Regions from separate parts of the Homo sapiens genome. Here all the other regions are linked to region 3. A link is a contact called in ENCODE Hi-C or POLR2A ChIA-PET data. All regions are on one chromosome and are shown on one strand. Each heading gives the region's core, a stretch centred on a gene start or an enhancer-like site at or near the end of the contact. The rest is flanking DNA. Distances are from core to core; before and after follow the strand shown.

Region 1 (2,834 bases), core at 321-2,820, 940 kb after region 3:
TGGTGTCAGACCTCCGAGAGACAGGAAGAGAGTGAGCCCTAGGAGAAGGCCTCTTTCAATATTTTCAGCTACAAGGCTTGTTTGACTGCTGTTAACCATAATCCGTAATCATGATCCACAGTAAGCAAAGCATGGGGGAGCACAACAGCACAGAAGCTGCTCCATAGGCTGAGAACAATGGCTCACACCTGTAATTCCAGTACTTGGAAGACTGAGGCAAGAGGTTCGCTTGGCCTAGGAGTTTGAGGCCAGCCTGGGCAACATAGCAAGACCTCATCTTTATTTTAAAATAAATAAATAAATAAATAAATAAATAAATAAATAAATAAATAAGAAAGAAACTGCTCAGGCACAGTGCTGGATGTATCCACAGCTGTAAACGAATTTGAAGGTTTGGGAAGGATAGAGTAAGAAGGTGAGGAGCAATCACTTTAGAAATCTTGTTACATTTTAAGTTAAGTAGAGATAGACTGCTTCTTCCACAGATTTCTCTATTGGATTTTTTCTTTCTTTCTTTCTTTAAACAGGATCAAATTTCCCTTAGAACAGCGACTCTCAACCCTAATTGCACGTTTGAATCATCTGGGAGCTTTCAGAAACTCCCACAGTCAGAGCCCCATCTGTAGGATTCTGATTTAATTTGTTTGGGGGGGTGAGGCTTAGCACCTGGCATTTTTGGAAAGCTCCGTAGATGATTCTAGATGCAGCCAGGTGACAACAGAGCTGTAGCTTCCGAGTGACTGGCTAGTGATGCAGCTCCTTTCTGCTCTACTGGGTGGTTGTCTCCAGGCAAATGGCCCAGATTCCTTCTCTGCTTCCTTCCTTTAACCTTCCCTTTCTGCCTTCTTTTTATTGCATGATCACTATCTGTCTTGGATTGTTGCTTGTTTTGATGTTTATCAGTCTCTGGAGCATACAGATCCCCCTCAGGTAGTCTGAGCTGGAAACTGTCAACTCCTACCCTTTGCAGTTTCTCTCAGATTCAGCTACTAAACATGTCACCTGAGGGCTGTGGTTCATAAGTTCTAGGTCGGAGGTTCTTAGACTAGCAGCATCAGCACCACCTCAGAAGTTCTTAGAAAATCAAATTCTCAGCCCATCTCAGGTCTAATTTAGCTCACTAAATTAGAAACTTTGTGGGTGGGACTAAGGGTATTTTATTGGTAGCCTTGAACCACAAGCTTGTAGCATTTGGAATTAGTTGTGCTGTCATGGGTGCTCTATCTTGAGGCTTTGGTATGCATGTTGGGCACCCAGAGGCTGAACAAGTTGCAATCTTCCTTCAGTGCCCCCACCATTTCCATCTTACCTTGGTGCTAGAGATAAACTGGGCTTCTTTCCTGATTTCTCTCCTTTGCACCTGAGCACTCCACGATGCTAGGTCCTTCCCAAACTCAGTCCATGCACCCCTACCCCCACCATCCTCATCCCCTGTAACTCCTGATCCTAGGAGAGACCTCTCCAGTTCCCCCAAGCGAGAAACAGATTTTCCCAAGGGGAGTGCCTGGAAGACTTTATGTTTATACTTAGTAACTTCATTTGCCAGACTGCCCAGCAGGACTAAGCCTCTTCCTCCTTTGTGGCTTTGCTGATGACTCTGCTCTGAAGCCTGATGATTTAACTAATTGGTGCTAAATTTTCCTGTACAGAGACATGATTTTATCAGCTGTAATTATCAAGCAATGGGACCTGATTTGGTTTTAAGCAGTCCTAGAACTTAAGCACCTCAGTGAATGTTGTCCTTCAAAGTAGTTATCAGGGGAAGCCACCCACTTATTCTAACAAGGCTGTCATTGTTGAAAATCTGACTGAAAACACTCTCCTGGGTCTGATGCAATCCAGAGTCTGATGTTTGTGCTCCTGCCTGATCGGGTTGCATCTTCCACCACCATCTCCCACGTGCCCATTGCTTTAACCACACAGCAGTTTCCTATTTCCTGAACTTACCCTGCACTTTCACATCTCCATGACTTTGTTATTCTTATTCAGCTTGGATTGCTCTTTTTATGCCTTTCTTTCCTTATTAAAATTCTGTTTTTCCTCCAACGGCCAACTAAGATGCTACTTTTCCTATGATGCTTTTCCTTATTCTTCAAATCAAAAAGATGGCTTGCTTTCTTCTCACATGTCATAGTATTTCACTTTTGCTGGTAATGAAGCATGTTTGCTTGAGTAAGTATTCCCTTCTAATGTACGCTTCTTGACAGCAGGGACCATGGAAACCATCCATTCCTCTTTCAGTGTCCAACACAGTAAGAGGTTGACAGCTGTCTATGAAGAGCCTCCATAAGGAACCAAGTGAGGAAATCAATTTATTTAGTTTATGTGTTTATTGAGTTTACCTATTTAGTTTATTTATCACTCTGTCACCCAGGCTGGATGGCACAATTATAGCTCACTGTAGCCTCAACCTCCTGGGCTCTAGGGATCTGCCTGCCTCAGCCTCCTAAGTAGTTGGGACCACAGGCACATGTCACCATACTGGGCTATGGTTTTTTGTTTGTTTGTTTTTGTTTGTTTTGTTGTTTGTTTTTTGTTTGTTTGTTTGTTTTCAATGGAGTCTTGTTCTGTTGCCTAGGATGGAGTGCAGTGGCACCATCTCTGTTCACCACAACCTCCACCTCCTGGATTCAAGCAATTCTCCTGCCTCAGCAGGACAATTGTAATCCCAAGTAGCTGGGATTACAGCCGCCCATCACCACACTCAGCTAATTTTTGTATTTTTAGTAGAGAGGGGGTTTCACTATGTTGGCCAGGCTGGTCTCGAACTCCTGGCCTCAGGTGATCTGCCCACCTCAGCCTCTCAGAGTGCTGGGATTACAGCAGTGAGCCAC
Region 2 (2,817 bases), core at 293-2,792, 540 kb before region 3:
CTTCAAGGTCTCTCATCAGGCTGCAATCAAGGTGTTGGCCAAGGCTGTGATCTCATCTGAAAGCTCAACCGAAGAGGATGATCTGCTTCCAAGTTCATGTGGTTGTTACAATTCCCTGTGTTTTGTTGGACTGAGAGCCTCAATTTCTTGCAGCTGACAGCCAGCAGCCACCCTCAGTTTCTTTTCACTGAGTCTCCCTAGCATGGCTGCTTGCTTCATGCATGCAAACCCAGAAGGCGATCAAGAGAGTCTGCTAGCATGTAAATTAGCGCAACCACTATGGAGAACAGTTTGGTGGTTCCTCAAAAAACTAAAAATTGAGTTACTATATGATCCAGCAATCCCATTGCTGGGTATACCCAAAAGAAATGAAGTCAGTATATTGAAGAGATATCTGCACCCCTATGTTTGCTGCAGCACTGTTTACAATAGCTAAGATTTGGACAAACTAAGTGTCCACCAACAGATGAATGGATAAAGAATATGTTATACATATACACAATGGAATACTATTCAGCCATAAAAAGAATAAGATCCCATCACTTACTACAACACAGATGGAACCGGAGATCATTTTACTAAGTGAAATAAGCCAGGCACACAAAGACAAACACTGCATGTTCTCACTTATTTGTGTGATATAAAAATTAAAACAGTTGAACTCATGGACATAGAAAGTAAAAGGACAGTTACCAGAGGTTGGGAAGGATAGTGTGTGGGGCAGGGAGAAGGTGGGAATGGTTAATGGGTACAAGAAAATAGAAAGAATGAATAAGACCTATTTTATCATTTACCTATTTTATCATTTATCTGTTGTGCTATCGCACAACAGAGTGACTATAGTTAATAATAACTTAATTGCACATCTTAAAATAACTCAAAGAGTGTAAATGGATTGTTTGTTACTCAAAGAATAAATGCTTGAGGGGATGGATACCCTATTCTCCATGATGTGGTTATATCACATTTCATGCCTGTAATCAAAACATCTCATGTACCCCATAAATATATACACCTACTATACCCACAAAAATTAAAAAATAAAACTAAAAAAGAGAGTCTGTTAGCAATACAGAAGTTACAATACTGTCCAGTGTAATTGCAGTGTGACATCCCATCACCTCAGCCATATTCTGTTGGTTAAAAGCTAGTCACAGGTCTCATCCACACTCCTGTGAAGGGATTACATAAGCCATAATATCAGGGACAGGGACATATGGAGCCCATTTTAGAATCTTTCTGCCTCAAACTGGTTCATCAAAAACTCTGAAAGTCACTGGAGTATCAGCAGCATGCTTTAGTAGAGCGTAACATAAGAGAAGAAGAAAGTATTTAGTAGTGGAATCTTCTCGTCAGTGTAAGAGCACAGAGAACCTAGAGGGACTTGGGAACAATCTGAGGCTGAAGGATACTAAAACAAACTAGAATTCCTTGTATTTTTGTTTCGGACCAGCCTTAAAAGGGAAACACATTAAAGTCAGTAAATGTAAATAACCACACGGTGGCAGTAGATGCCAAGAAATTTTAAGTGTTACGTGTAACTGAGGGCATGGAAGAGCAAGTTTATCTCCCTATATGGCCACCCACGTTTTCCTTTCTGTCTGACTGCTGGAAGGAAAGGGGGAGGTAACTAGAATCTTTCCACACACTCATCCCTGAAGCACTACCCATAAAGTATTACCACTGAAGAGTGAGGACATAGACAGTTCACTGTATTCCTCCCCCAATTCCTAGAAGAGTAGTAAGGGTCTTAAGGCGGGAGAATGAGACCTCCTGAAATACTTATGAAGCCTTCCCTTATCAAGTACTCACAGCCAAATATTTCAGAGTGGCGTTAATTAAAACAATGTCATACTTGGTCTGCTGTGAAGCCTGCCTAGTTCAGAGTTGATACCACTGGGGAAATCCCAGGGGAAAATAAGTGTCAAATAAAAGAAGGAATATTATTTCCACAAATGAGAGACATTAAGGATAAAGGCTTAACACCATATAGGCATGCCTCACATATATATACAGTGCATATATTCACACGTACACTGTACAGAATTCCATAGTTAGCATTACCCAGTCAGAGTGACTAGATCTGGCATTAATAAAAGAGGAGATAACTCAACAGAATTGAGTGCTCCAAAGTTGTATTACGAGAGAGGTTTTATTATCTGAGTTTATGTATAAACCGAGAAATCTTAATAAGACCTTTTCTGATTGTCTCATATCTTCTTAATTAGTCCATATCCAAAGGGGTTAATAACTGGCACTGTTCGAATTTGTTTAATCCTGAGATATTCTACAAAGGCAGTTTGGTGTTACAAAAGTGAAAGTTCCTTATATGTTTAGGTTTTCTTTTTTTCATAGACAAGGTCTCACTATATTGCCCAGGTTGGTCTCAAACTCCTGGACTCAAGCTATCCTCCCACCTCAACCTCCCAAAGTGCTGGGATTACAGGCACGACCCTCTGTGCCCAGCTACGTTCTTTTTCTAGGTAATATAACATTCCCTTTTGCTAATAGATGGGCCAAAGAGTTTGAAAGTGCCTCATCAAATCTAAAATGGTTGTGTTTGTTTTATATAAATGACAATGGTCCAATAGTTGGCTAGTCTTGGAGGGTTGGTAAATTTCTTTCTTTCTTTTTTTTTTTTTTTTTTCTGAGATAGGGTCTCACTCTGTCACACAGGATGGAGTGCAGTGGCATAAACACAGCTCCCTGTAGCCTCTATCTCCCAAGCTCAAGTGATTCTCCCACCTCAGCCCCACAAGTAGCTGGGACCACAGGTGCAATCCTCCCACCTCAGTCCCCCAAGTAGCTGGGACTACA
Region 3 (3,031 bases), core at 336-2,835:
CGGTGGCTCAGCCTGTAATCCCAGCGCTGTGGCAGGCCAAGGCAGGGCGGATTGCTTGTGCTCAGGAACTGGAGACGAGCCTGGCCAACATGGCAAAACCCGGTCTCTACAAAAAATACAAAAATTAGCCGGGTGTGGTGGCGCACGCCTGTAGATCCAACTATTTGGGAGAATGAGGCACGAGAATCGCTTGTACTCGGGAGGTGGAGATTGCAGTGAGCAGAGATTGAGCCACCGCACTCCGGCCTGGGTGACAGAGCGAGACCCTGTCTAAAACAAAACACACATTAAAAAAAAAAAAACCACAAACAAAACCTGCAATTGGCCCTCGAAGGGCTGGTTCCCTCAGTCAGCTCTGCACGGGTGCGCCCCCTTTCTCCCTAGAGGTCAACAAGCGACTGCGAAGGAAAACGCCGCCACAAGTTTCTTGCTGTTTCTGGAGAGACCTCTCAGAGCGCATGCTCTTCGGATAGTCGGTCTGTAGCGCCATTTTCGTATGGAAGGGACTGCACTCTGATTAGGTACAGCCTTAGGACGCCCAGCGTTCAAGTTGTTCAAACAGTACGTAGAGCCTCGCAGAGACAAGTCAATGGCCTCTTTTAGCGGGACTCCTGCCTGGAGCGCTTCAGCTGAGACTATGTAAAGAAATTCCTTTGTGTTAACCTTCCTCCTTGGACCAGTGGACTCTCCTCTCTCTCCTGTTCCCTCCGCGCCCGCCCAGGCTGGCTCAGCGGTCTCGCCCCGCCCCTCCGGGACCGGAGCACTGTAAAGATTAGGCATCTGTGATGCTTTTGCGCTCACATTGGCGGCCCAGATGAGAGGGCGTGGAGAACCAGATGGGAAACTTTTTGTCCCGTGAGAACAAAGTACAAGTTATATCAGAGTCTGGTATGTGTAGAGGAAACCAATACATGTACTGTGAGCTAGGAGCTGGTGCTTCTTTTTCAATTGTATTTTTTATAAAGATGCAGACCCCCTCAGTGTTGGGCGTGGGGGGTGGCTGAAATGTTAGCTAGAGGCGAGGCAGGGCACGGAGATCTGAGGTTTTTACGAGTGTGTGTGTGTGTGTGTGTGTGTGTGTGTGCGCGCGCGCGCGCCCTACAAGAGTTTAGAAGAGCATGGGTGAGTGGGCGAGAAAGAAAGAGAATGAGAGAGAGAGAGAAAAGAAATCTGGAGTGGGACAAGACTTAGAGGGTGCAGAAAAGAAAGGGGGCGCCAGCACATCCTAGCCTCCGAGGCCGCGACAGCGCCTTTGGCGATGTCCACTCTCAACCCCGCCGTTTCATTCATAAGTTTCTGGCCTACAGGCCCCGCCCGCTCCCCTGGGCCGAGGGCCCCGTTTCCTGAACAGCAATTGGTGGACGGCAACAAAGCCTTAGCAACCGGCTCCTAGTGACCCGCGGGGCGCCTGGTAACTGGGGCTGCTGCGGAGAAAGGAGCGGGGCTGTCCCTTTAAGGGATGGCCGCGGAGTCGTGAAAGTGGAGGGGGCTGAGGGAGGGCGGGGAGGAAGGTCTGGGGGCGGACCCAGGGGGAGGAGGAGGAGGAAGAGTAACTGCTGAAAGGAGGTGGCGAAGGAGGATCCGGAGCAGCTGCTGCCAGCCCGCGGGCACTGAAGTCCTCCCGGCTGCCGCTCGAGTAGCCACGGGCGCGATCGGGACCAGAAGTCTCCTCCTCCATGATCACTTTGGAAGCCGGGGGAAGACTTTGCCCTGCCCTGAGAGCTGGTCTGCGTTTCCCAGGCGCGGCGGCGGCGGAGCAGCAGCTGCAGCAGCCGAGTCCAAATAGGAGCGGCCACAGCCAGGGGCGTGAGCGCCCCGCGCGGAGCGAGCTCGGGTTCCCCTCGGAATGTCCCCGGGGCGCCCGGCGCGCTGACCCCGAAGCCGCCTCCGCCTTCGGCGCCTGCTGCCTCCCTCGGCCAGGCTTGTTGTTCGGGACTGTGAGCTTCCTGGCTCCTGGGCAGTGGGGAAGCCCCCGGGGGCGAGTGACTTCAGCTGGCCACGACCCAGCCCTCCCCCGTGCGTATCTCGCTTAAGATGGCAGCGGAGTCAGGGGAACTAATCGGGGCTTGTGAGTTCATGAAAGGTGAGGAGCAGCCGCCCCGCATCTTCCAACGCTTTCTTGCCCCCAACTCTTCACTTCCCGCGCCACTGTCCCCACCTTCTCCTGAGGCTGCCAGTGTCCTGCAGCCGCTGCGCGCGCTCTCGTCCCCTCTAGGGACTCTCCTTTCTCCGAGGACCCCCTGCTTCCGGCTTCTCTTTCTTGTGTCCCTTGCTCCCTCTGCAGCTCCCTCGGATGGCCTCTCGGCCTCGTAATGGGACAGCACCGGCTTCTGCCCGTACTCCGGCACTCAGCAGCTCATGGGGAGCCTGCTCCGGATGCTCACCGGTCACCTTTACTCCACCATCGCAGGCTTCGGTTTTCGGGACACCCCCAACCACACCCCCCAAGTCTCTCTCCCTTCCTCTTTTTCAAATCTCCGAAGCTGCGTCGGGAGGCTCACCTCTTTCTTCCCCTTCTCGCAGCTGCTGAGGTCTGGAGATTTGGGAACCAAACTTGCACCTCCAGTTCTGCGGGTACCCCCAGCTCCTGCCTACTCTGCTGGCCTGAAACAAGGGAAATGTGGGTGCTCTGAGCCCCGCTGAGTTCCTCGGTCAGGTCCTCCTCTTGCCTAACTGTTGTGCTCTTGAGTCTCTAGCTTTCTGGGAGGGATGAGGTTTCTGCAAGAATTCCACGTGTTAATGGGGTCTTTAAATTGTGATCCTTCGTATGTTACCACCCACCTTCACTTCCACTTCTCTACTTCTCATATGTTTTTTCTGTCTTTTAAACTTGTCTTTCAGATCGGTTATATTTTGCTACTTTAAGGAATAGACCAAAAAGCACAGTAAATACCCACTATTTCTCCATCGATGAGGAGCTGGTCTATGAAAAGTAAGTTTATGTTTTGTTTTTTTTTCTCTTGGCCATTCAGCTTGTTCTTTGACGAGGAAACACTATGCACTTTTATGGCAGTTTTATTCATTTCCCCCC

The links. Hi-C counts contacts between places; a loop is a spot of excess contacts on that map. ChIA-PET counts read pairs that join two places held with the same protein, here RNA polymerase II (POLR2A). Pooled maps may share reads with other maps.
Region 1: a pooled map shows a loop between it and region 3 (5-fold over the local background). The contact joins the enhancer-like site here to the promoter of CDC14A in region 3. A Hi-C loop is called at or near these places in 1 of 37 single-sample maps with no recorded cell type and 7 of 50 pooled maps. POLR2A ChIA-PET finds 5 or more read pairs at or near these places in 2 of 52 experiments (CD8-positive, alpha-beta T cell and OCI-LY7).
Region 2: a map of GM12878 shows a loop between it and region 3 (2.8-fold over the local background). The contact joins the enhancer-like site here to the promoter of CDC14A in region 3. A Hi-C loop is called at or near these places in 18 of 168 maps with a recorded cell type or tissue (CD4-positive, alpha-beta memory T cell, CD8-positive, alpha-beta T cell, Calu3 and 13 more), 32 of 37 single-sample maps with no recorded cell type and 29 of 50 pooled maps.

The regions. Positions count from the first base shown.
Region 1 is chr1:101,290,006-101,292,839 of GRCh38, forward strand. No RefSeq gene overlaps it. Among named protein-coding and RNA genes, the nearest start is that of LINC01307, 32 kb to the right of the region's middle. Within about 2 kb of position 1,571, at least 3 of the 41 ENCODE cell types and tissues checked have a DNase peak (open chromatin) inside an H3K27ac peak, as active enhancers do.
Region 2 is chr1:99,807,334-99,810,150 of GRCh38, forward strand. No RefSeq gene overlaps it. Among named protein-coding and RNA genes, the nearest start is that of AGL, 42 kb to the right of the region's middle. RefSeq lists an enhancer at 1,941-2,441. Within about 2 kb of position 1,543, at least 4 of the 41 ENCODE cell types and tissues checked have a DNase peak (open chromatin) inside an H3K27ac peak, as active enhancers do; they include GM12878, where a contact is called at or near this core.
Region 3 is chr1:100,350,921-100,353,951 of GRCh38, forward strand. It overlaps CDC14A (cell division cycle 14A), which reads left to right and starts at 1,586. Exons shown (of 16, transcript NM_003672.4): 1 at 1,586-2,083; 2 at 2,842-2,932. The coding sequence starts at 2,035. RefSeq lists enhancers at 343-772, 813-862, 2,113-2,422, 2,463-2,712 and silencers at 1,363-1,452, 1,483-1,532.